2 separate regions of the Homo sapiens genome follow, and region 2 is linked to region 1. Evidence: read pairs that join two places in POLR2A ChIA-PET (ENCODE). Cell type or tissue: PC-9. All regions are shown on one strand.

Region 1 (5,000 bases):
TAAGACCACTTTAACATATGCAAATAAATCAATGTCGTACATCATATCAATAGAATGAAGGACAAAAACCATGTGATCATTTTAATTGGTGCTGCAATTGACAAAATTCAACACCCTTTCATGATAAAAATCCTTAAAAAACAGGCATAGAAGGAACATACCTTAACATAATGAAAGACATATATGACAGACCCACAGCTAGTATCACACTGAATGAGGAAAAACTGAAAGCCTTTCCTTTAAGATCTGGAACACAACAGCAATGCCACTTTCACCACTGTTATCCAACATAGTACTGGAAGTGCTAGCTAGAGCAATCAGACAAGAGAAGGACATAAAGGGCATCCAAATTGGAAAGGAAGAAGTCAAATTATCCTAGTTTGCAGATGATATGAGCTGATATCATCTGCAAAGACTCCAAAGAAAGTATAGAACTGATAAACAAATTCAGAAAAGTTGCAGAGTTGGAAAAAAAAAAAGACATTAGAACTGATACCACAGAAATTAACATGCAAAAATCAGTAGCATTTCTATATTCCAAAAGTGAACATTCTGGAAAAGAAATCAAAAAAGTAACTCCATTTACAATAACCACAAATAAAATTAAATACCTAGGAATCAAAAAGAAGTGAAAGATTTCTACAATGAAACTATAAAATACTGATGAAAGAAATTGAAGAGGACACAAAAAAGTGTAAAAGTATTTCACGTTCATGGATTGGAAGAATCAACATTGTTAAAATGTCTATACTACTCAAAGCAATCTACAAATTCAATGCCATCCCTATAAAAATACCAGACATTCTTCACAGAAATAGAGCAATCTTAAAATTTACATAGAACCACAAAACATCCAGAATAGCCAAAGCAAAAAGAGGAAAACTGGAGGAATCACATCACCTGACTTCAAATTATACTACAAAGCTACAGTAACCAAAACAGCATGGTACTGGAATAAAAACAGAAGCATGAATCAATGGAACAGAACAGATAACCCAGAAACAAATCCACACATCTCAAGTGAACTCATTTTTGACAACGGTGCCAAGAACATACAATGGGGAAAGGACAGTCTCTTCAATACATGGTGCTGGGAAAACTGGATATCCAAATGCAGAAGAATGAAACTTGACTCATATCTCTAACCATATACAAAAAAATCAAATCAAAATGGATGAAAGACTTCAATCTAAGACCTCAAACTATGAAATTACTTCAAGAAAACATTGAAGAAATTCTCCAGGATATTGGCCTGGGCAAAAATTTCTTGAGTAATATCCTACAAGCACAGACAACTAAAGCGAAAATGAACAGATGGGATCACATCAAGTTTAAAAGCTTCTGCACAGCAAAGGAAATGTCAATAAAGTGAAGAGACAACCCACGGAAGGGGAGGAAATATTTGCAAACTACCCATCTGACAAGGAGTTTATAACCAGAATATATAAGGAGCTCAAACAACCCCATAGGGAAAAAATAATAATCTGATTTAAAAATAGGCAAAAGATCTGAACAGATATTCCTTAAAAGAAGACATGTAAATGGAAGCAGGCACATGAAAAGGAGATGAACATCATTGATCAACAGAGAAATGCAAATCAAAACCACAATGAGATATCATCTCACTCCAGTTAAAATGGCTTTAATCCAAAAGATGGGCAATAACAAATGCTCATGAGGATGTGGAAAAAGGGAATCCTCATACACTGTTGATGAGAATGTAAATTATTACAGTCACTGTGGAGAACAGTTTGGAGGTTCCTCAAAATACTCAAAATAGAGCCACCATATAACCCAGCAATCTCACTGCTTGGTATATACCCAAAAGAAAGGAAATCAGTGTATGGAAGAGATATCTGCACTTCCGTGTTCATTGCAGCACTGTTCACAATAGCTGAGATTTGAAAGCAACCTAAGTGTCCATCAACAGACAAATGGATAAAGAAAATATGGTACATATACGCAATGGGGTACTATGCAGACATAAAAAGAATGAGATCTTGTCATTTACAACGGCATAGGTGGAACTGGAGGTCATTATGTTAGGTGAAATAAGTCAGACTTGGAAAGTCAAATTTCGCATGTTCTCATTTATTTGTGGGTGCTAAATATCAAAGCAATTGAACTCATGCAGATAGAGAGTAGAAGGATGATTACCAGAGGCTAGGAAGGGTAGTGGGGGGGTGAAGGAGGGAAGTGAGGATGGTTAATAGGTACAAAACATACATATACATACATACATACATACATACATACATACATACATACATACATACATATATATATAATTAGAATGAATAAGACAGAATTTGATAGCTCAACAGGGTGACTATAGTCAATAATACTTTAATTGTACATTAAAAATTAACTTAGGTCAGCGCGAGGGAGCCCGGGTGGCCGCCATTACTGAGCCTGGCGCTGCGGCTGGCGCTGGGAGAGCGGGGAGGGACGGGGCCGCAGCTGGTGGCAGAGAGGGAGGGAGGGTGGGTGAGCAGGCTGCGGGGGCCGTGGGGCTCAGGGTTTCCGGGCGTGTGTGTCGGGGAGGGCGGAGGGAGGTGCCTGAAGGGACGCGCCGCTCGGTGAGCGCGCCGGGGGAGAGGCGAGCAGAGAGTGGAGGAGGAGGCGGCGGCGGGAGCGCTACCCAGGAATGTTGCTGCCGCAGCCACAGCCAGGGCCGCTGTGGTTGAGGAGGAGACAGAGGAGACCGACGTTGTTAGGAAAATGATCTCTATGATCTTGAAGATGTTTCTGCACAGAAATGAGGGAAATACAAAGAACCAAATACAGTTCTGAAACTTGGGATCTGTATTTTCAGATGATTTTATTTTCAGAATGAGAAGCATATCTGGTTTCATATCTACATTTATGAATGTAGAGGCATGAGAAGAGAGTTATGATGGCAAAAAACAAAGAGCCTTGTCCCCCATCCTATACTATCAGTGTAGTTGGACTCTCTGGGACTGAAAAAGACAAAGGTAACTGTGGAGTTGGAAAGTCTTGTTTGTGCAATAGATTTGCACGCTCAAAAGCAGATAAATATTATCCAGAGCATACTTCTGTGCTTAGCACCATTGACTTTGGAGGACGAGTCGTAAACAGTGATCACTTTTTGTACTACTGGGGTGACATAACACAAAATGGTGAAGTTGGAGTAGAATGCAAAATTCATGTCATTTAACAGTTCATTGATGACCAGACATTCTTGCCTCATCGGAGTATGAATTTGCAACCATATATAAAACGTGCAGCTGCATCTAGATTGCAGTCAGCAGAAAAACTAATGTACATTTGCACTGATCAACTAGGCTTAGAACAAGACTTTGAACAGAAGCAAATGCCTGAAGGGAAGCTCAATGTAGATGGATTTTTATTATGCATTGATGTAAGTCAGGGATGCAATAGGAAATTTGATGATCAACTTAAATTTGTGAATAACCTTTTTGTCCAGTTATCAAAATCAAAAATACCTGTAATAATAGCGGCAACTAAATGTGATGAATGCGTGGATCATTATCTTAGAGAAGTTCAGGCATTTGCTTCAAACAAAAAGAAGCTTCTTGTAGTGGAAACATCAGCAGGATTTAATGTCAACATTGAAACGTGTTTCACTGCACTGGTACAAATGTTGGATAAAACTCGTAGCAAGCCTAAAATTATTCCCTATTTGGATGCTTATAAAACACAGAGACAACTTGTCACAGCAACAGATAAGTTTGAAAACTTGTGCAGACCGTGAGAGATTATCATGCAACTTGGAAAACTGTTAGTAATAAATTTAAAAAATCATCCTGATTATGAAGAATACATCAACTTAGAGGGAACAAGAAAGGCCAGAAATACATTCTCAAAACATATACAACAACTTAAACAGGAACCTATAAGAAAAAGGAGAGAAGAGTATATAAATACTTTACCAAGAAGAGTTTTTAACACTCTTGCCAAGTCTAGAAGAGATTGAACATTTGAATTGGTCAGAAGCTTTGAAGTTAATGGAAAAGAGAATAGATTTCCAGTTATGTTTTGTGGTGCTAGAAAAAACACCTTGGGATGAAACTGACCATATAGACAAAATTAATGACAGGCAGATTCCATTTGACCTCCTGAGCACTTTAGAAGCTGAAAAAGTCTGTCAGAACCATGTACAACATCCAATATCCGAGAAGAGGAGGGTAGAAATGAAGGAAAAATTCAAAAAGACTTTGGAAAAAATTCAAGTCATTTCACCTGGACAGCCATGGGAGGAAGTTATGTGCTTTGTTATGGAGGATGAAGCCTTCAAGTATATCACTGAGGCTGATAGCAAAGAGGCATATGGTAGGCATCAGTGATAAATAGTTGAAAATCCAAAGAAAAGTTTCAAGAAATGCTTTTTGAGCATTCTGAACTTTTTTATGATTTAGATCTTAATGCAACACCTAGTTCAGATAAAATGAGTGAAATTCATACAGTTCTGAGTGAAGAACCTAGATATAAAGCTTTACAGAAACTTGCACCTGATAGGGACTCTCTTCTACTTAAGCATATAGGATTTGTTTATCATCCCACTAAAGAAACGTGTCTTAGTGACCAAAATTGTACAGACATTAAAGTGGAGCAGTTACTTGCTAGCAGTCTTTTACAGTTGGATCACGGCTGCTTAAGATTATATCACGATAGTACCAATATAGATAAAATTAACCTTTTTATTTTAGGGAAGGTTGGCCTTGCCCAAGAACTAGCAAATGAGATAAGGACACAATCCACTGATGATGAGTATGCCTTAGATGGAAAATTTATGAACTTGATCTTCGGCCAGTTCGCCTTACCTTTTGAGTCAGTTATGGACTGCTGCCTTTAAACCACATCGGTGCTTCTGTGTATTTAATTCCATTAAGTCATTGAGTTTTATTGGGGGAATTTATTGGGAAAATAAGAACTGAAGCTTCTCAGATCAGAAAAGATAAATACTTGGCTAATCTTCCATTTACATTAATTCTGGCTAATCAGAGAGATTCCATTAG
Region 2 (5,000 bases), 180 kb after region 1:
TAAAAATTAGCCAGGTGTAGTGGCACATGCCTGTAGTCCCAGCTACTCAGGAAGCTGAGGCTGGAGGATCACTTGAGCCCAGGAGTTCAAGGCTGCAGTGAGCTATAATTGCACCATTGCACTCCAGCCTAGGTGACACAGTGAGACCCTGTTTCTAAAATAAATAATAAATAAATTAAAACATTTAAAAATACATGATGTTTAATTATTAGAGGACTCAATTTTATATCTATGTATACAATAATTTTTAAGTTTCTTAATATTGGACTTTTAGTACCTTTTTAAAAATACTATTTTTAAAAAAATCTGTATTTCTAACTTTTTATAACAAGGAACCTTTGGCTTTGAGATGACTGGGGAATCCATTCTTTCCTATAGTATCCATGTCCAATGGACTTAAAGTATTAATCAATGTGTTTATGTTTTGTTATTTTTCTGGCATTACAAAAAATTCTAAATATATTGTTACCGCCTGTATAAATATCAGCTTTTGAGAGAAGGACATTGTGTAGAAATAATGAAACACTGCAACTTGTATTTGTATTATTCTTTTTTTTTTTTTTTTTTTTGAGATGGAGTCTCGCCCTGTCACCCAGGCTGGAGTGCAATGGTGCGATCTCTGCTCACTGCAAGCTCCGCCTCCCAGGTTCACACCATTCTCCTGCCTCAGCCTCCTGAGTAGCTGGGACTACAGGTGCCCGCCACCGCGCCGGGCTAATTTTTTGTATTTTTAGTAGAGACGGGGTTTCACCATGGTCTCGATCTCCTGACCTCATGATCTGCCCGCCTCAGCCTCCCAATGCACTGGGATTACAGGCATTATATTATTCTTTAAATTCACATGAGAATTTAGTATGGCTTCAAAAAATACCATAAGTTAAAATATCACCAAGACTCTGTTCAGACAAAAGTATCAGAAAAGTGAGCCAGGCACTCACATAGTTTATAGTTTATAAAAGTGAGACAGGCATGATCTCTTAACCTCACTATAGTCCTGTGAATAAGGTTTATTTACATTTCATTTTACCTGCCAGGATTATTGTAAAAACGCCAAGCACATTGCCTACACAAACTAAATATTCAGTCAATGGCTGCTATTTTCATGAGTTCGTTTTAACATATATTTATTGTCCTCTACTGGATTTAAGAAGTTATATTTATTATCATCTAAGATTTTAGCTATTCCTTCTCTTAAAAATAGATTTTATAATCAATGGCAGTAAGGGAGAGTAACTCGCAGTTCTCTGAATCTCAAGGGGTTCCTGGAAGCCTTCCTGAAGGTATAGTGAAATTTCAGCTTCACATTCCCATCCATGAGCTCCCTGCAAATATCCCGGTCTGCTCTCAGGACCCAGTGACTTACCTATGCAGAGGCTGTAGATAGCACCTGGAGCTTCCTGTGTGCCCTCCTCAAACTCAGCCAATGCCGTCATACAGTAGCAGGCAGGTGTCTTTGCTGGGTAGTTGGACTGGATGTCCCTGGGATTGCAGAACTGGAATGGGGAGTGACATCAGGAAACTATAATCATCAGGACAACATGGTTTGCCATAACTTTAAGTTTTAAGCGACCGCAGATTATGCGGAGAGAGATGCATGCCCACAGCCATGCTTCCCATGTAACTGGAGAGGGGTCTGAAGTTTGAAACAAGTGTTCCTAGGCACGGGTTACAGTGTTTGTTATCATCATACTTGATTTAGAATGGGGCACAACATGTGGATTCATGGTAACTGTTACAACCTTACTCATTTTAATACCTGAAAACATGCTTTCCCCATGCTGGGAATCGAAAGATTCTCCTAGGAAAAGAAAGGCTTGACAACATCGATTCAAAAAGGGCATGCATTTTCCTCATTTAAATAACTCTAATGTGCAAGTAGATCCCCTGACCTCAAGCTCAGAAGAGTCCAGGCCTTCACACCTTCTCTGCTTCTGCTCTGGGGCCAGCTATTGAGATTCCTGTGCCCACGCAATGCGCACATCCCACCCCTGGCCGCTGTCCACAAGAAATCCAGTTGCACCAAGCACCCCACTTTTTGCACCTCTCATTTATGTACTCCTAAGAGCCTCACCACAACTCCCTTCTAAAAACATGAGTTCCTGACTGGGAATTCGATGCTGCCCAGGCAGCTTTGCTCAGAGGGAGCAGCCTTCTAGAAATGTTTCAAGTAAACTTTCAAGTATAACTAAATTCAAAAAAAACACATACACACACACACACACACACAAGTCAAAGGTGTGTAATTTGGCCAATATCACAAACCAATTAGCCCTTTGTAAGTGGCACCCAGATCAGGACAGCTGACCATACCAGCACCCTAGAAGCACCCCGTGCTGCCTCCTGGGACAGGGCTACCACCATCCTAAGGCCAGCACGATGGGCCAGCTTTGCCTGCTGTTGAATTTTGCTTACATAGAATCCTCCAGTAGGTACTCCTTTGGGTCAGGTTCTTTCACTCAACATTATGTGTTGATATTTTTCCATGCTGTGCTGCAAAATTGTATTTCTTGCATTCCATAACTGGGCAGTTCCATCATAGGAGAATACCACACTGCGTTCGTCCATTCTACCGCCAATGGACATATGGGTTCTTTCTCTTTTCTTGCAGTTACAAGTTTATGAATATTGTCCCACGTGTCCCTGGTGAACTTTTGTTTGCATTTCTGTTGGGTACCTCAGAGTGGCGTTGCTGGGTCAGAGGGTACTGGTCGCTTTAGTAGCTTTGAAAGATATTGCCAAAACATTTTCCAGCGCAGTTATAGCAAATTATACACCACCAGCAGTAGAAAACATCTCCTAATTGCTCACAGTAAACCCCCAAAGATTGCCACATACATCTTCCATATCAATTACTTAACTATTCAGCAAATTTGAAGGGAAATATATTTAATCTTTTTATTCAAATAGTTTATAAAGTGGAATAGAGATGTGGGTAAAAGTTGTCTTGCCACCTTTTTAGATCGGTAAAAGTTTGTTGAATGCAGGCAAGAAAAGATGAGAAATAATGGTACCCAATGAAAGACATAGCAGTCTACAAGGAGGGGCATTTCCCGGGGTGGGGGGGACCCACACTCTGTAACTCCCACATTCAATTAGCATGTTATAGGTAAGCTGCAGAAAACGAGGCAGCTTGTCAAAGAGGAACGGCTCTTGGCCATGGTTGCTGCCCTAGGAGGATATTTGATACTAGCAGAGCTGGGGCAACCCTGGAGGAAACCACCTGGAATGATGGGAGAACTCCTCCAGGGAACATGGCCCTTTAATAGATCTCTGTTATAAAAAATAATCCCAAAGCAGCCACCAGGGCATACTGCTGCGATCAAGTCCTAGGCGGTATTCCCTTCTGCGCCATAGACCCTGTGCAGAGTGCCCTCAACGAAGGAGCAAGGAAGACCAAGTCTCCCGAGGGTTTGCATATGTGTATGTGATTCTGCAGTCATGGTGAATGACACAGTCAGGGCTGCGGAAAAGCATTGGTAAAGTGTATATTTGAGGCTTCAGAAGTTTGAAAAGGCTAGATTTCCTAGGCCAAAACACTGAAAATTTGCAATTAGAACTTCAGTGCTGATGCTGGGAAGACTGGAGTTAGTTTGAGACATGCACCTGTGCAGAACTGGGCCCCCAGAAAAGGAGAAGGAAGGGAATCCAGACCAGAGTAGGGCCTGACACCACTCAGACTCGGCGTGTCTATAAATTAGAATTGCGTTACAATTACACTTTGACATTTTAGTGGTTTTTAAAGTGCCCAGCACAAGTTAATTTTTCATTAATGAATCCTTTATTCATAAAATGCTTAGATGGAGATTACCCTTTTGAGCATTTTGCCAGTGCTTCTGAAATTAATGGGGACCTCCTGTTGGAGGACACAGTCTGTTGCAATAGGTGACCACTGCTCTGAATCTATGTCACCTCTCCAGGACCACGGGCACAACCATCACCTGAGGCATGTTGGAGATGCAGATGGTCAGGCCCTCCTAGAATCTCAGAATCTGCATTTTAGCAAAGTCCTGGGTAATTCCTATGTCCATTGGAGTTTGAGAAGCACTGGTAATCTCAAATACTTTAAAAGATTACTAGAGTAAGATAGGCTCAGTAGGTACCTGAAGGCACCATCCCAAAGACCAGAGTGGTAGAAGCAGGTGGACCAGCCTCTGAACACATTTCTCCCCCACTCCCCGGCTGTGTGGAAGGTTGCCACCTTTGGGGTAGTCATTCAACAAACACGTGTCAACTGTCCACTATGTGTCAGGCCACCACTGGGCACTGGCTGTGGCTAGCTGGATAGACACCATTTCTGCCCTCCAGAAATGTCATGTCCACTGGCACATGACAAGTCACTAAGTCATTCAGAGCCATGGGTGACAGCTCCAGGGGCCGACAAAGGAGCTGTGATCTCACAGATCCACAGAGAAGTGTCCCAGGGCGGGCGGGAACCAGGACTGCACAGGGAGGGGTGAAGTGACACATAAGAAGTCAGCCCATCAGCCTGAAATGCTCCCCCAAATCTTCCCATTCAGTGTTTTCTCAGTAGCAAACTCGTGGGAAAATTGGTTATTTTACTTAAAAAACTCATACTAGAAAGCTAGTTTAACTTTAAAAATAAATTTTAAAAACATTTTTATTAACAAATCCTACCTTTCCTCCAAAGTCAAGGAGAAAAGAATAGAAGTGAACAATGGACCAAGTAAGCCTAAAACTCTGCTCTTTCCCCTGCTCATTTTACAGTTCAAGTGCCATTCAATTTATCCTGGCAAGAAGAGGAAGGCATCATCAAGACCTTAATTTTCTAATACATCTGATCTGAGAAGAATGTGAAAGCTATAAAATTAATTTTTGATCAATAACTACAGGCCTTTTGAGAGAGTGCCCTCCTAATGAATTGAGTACCTATTTCTCCATACACAGTGTCTATCATGACCTACAAACCCTTTTCCCATGAGGTGTAACAGAGAGAGATTACAGCCTTGGAACTGGATGTCAGACTCTCCTGGTTTAAGACA

Evidence for each region. Peaks named below come from ENCODE experiments on the same cell type or tissue, not always from the same donor. Only the 100,000 strongest peaks of a DNase experiment are listed, where the experiment ranks them.
Region 2: POLR2A ChIA-PET joins it to region 1 with 7 read pairs; 2 of 35 experiments call an interaction of 5 or more read pairs at or near these places.

What each region holds. Positions count from the first base shown.
Region 1 is chr7:54,930,806-54,935,805 of GRCh38, forward strand. It overlaps the pseudogene LOC643168. Among named protein-coding and RNA genes, the nearest start is that of EGFR, 86 kb to the right of the region's middle. In PC-9, no CTCF peak of the experiment used is centred here; a DNase peak (open chromatin) is centred at 2,576; H3K4me3 peaks cover 1,800 bases.
Region 2 is chr7:55,114,331-55,119,330 of GRCh38, forward strand. The region is part of intron 1 of EGFR (epidermal growth factor receptor); the gene reads left to right. Among named protein-coding and RNA genes, the nearest start is that of EGFR-AS1, 72 kb to the right of the region's middle. In PC-9, no CTCF peak of the experiment used is centred here; no DNase peak of the experiment used is centred here; H3K27ac peaks cover 1,260 bases.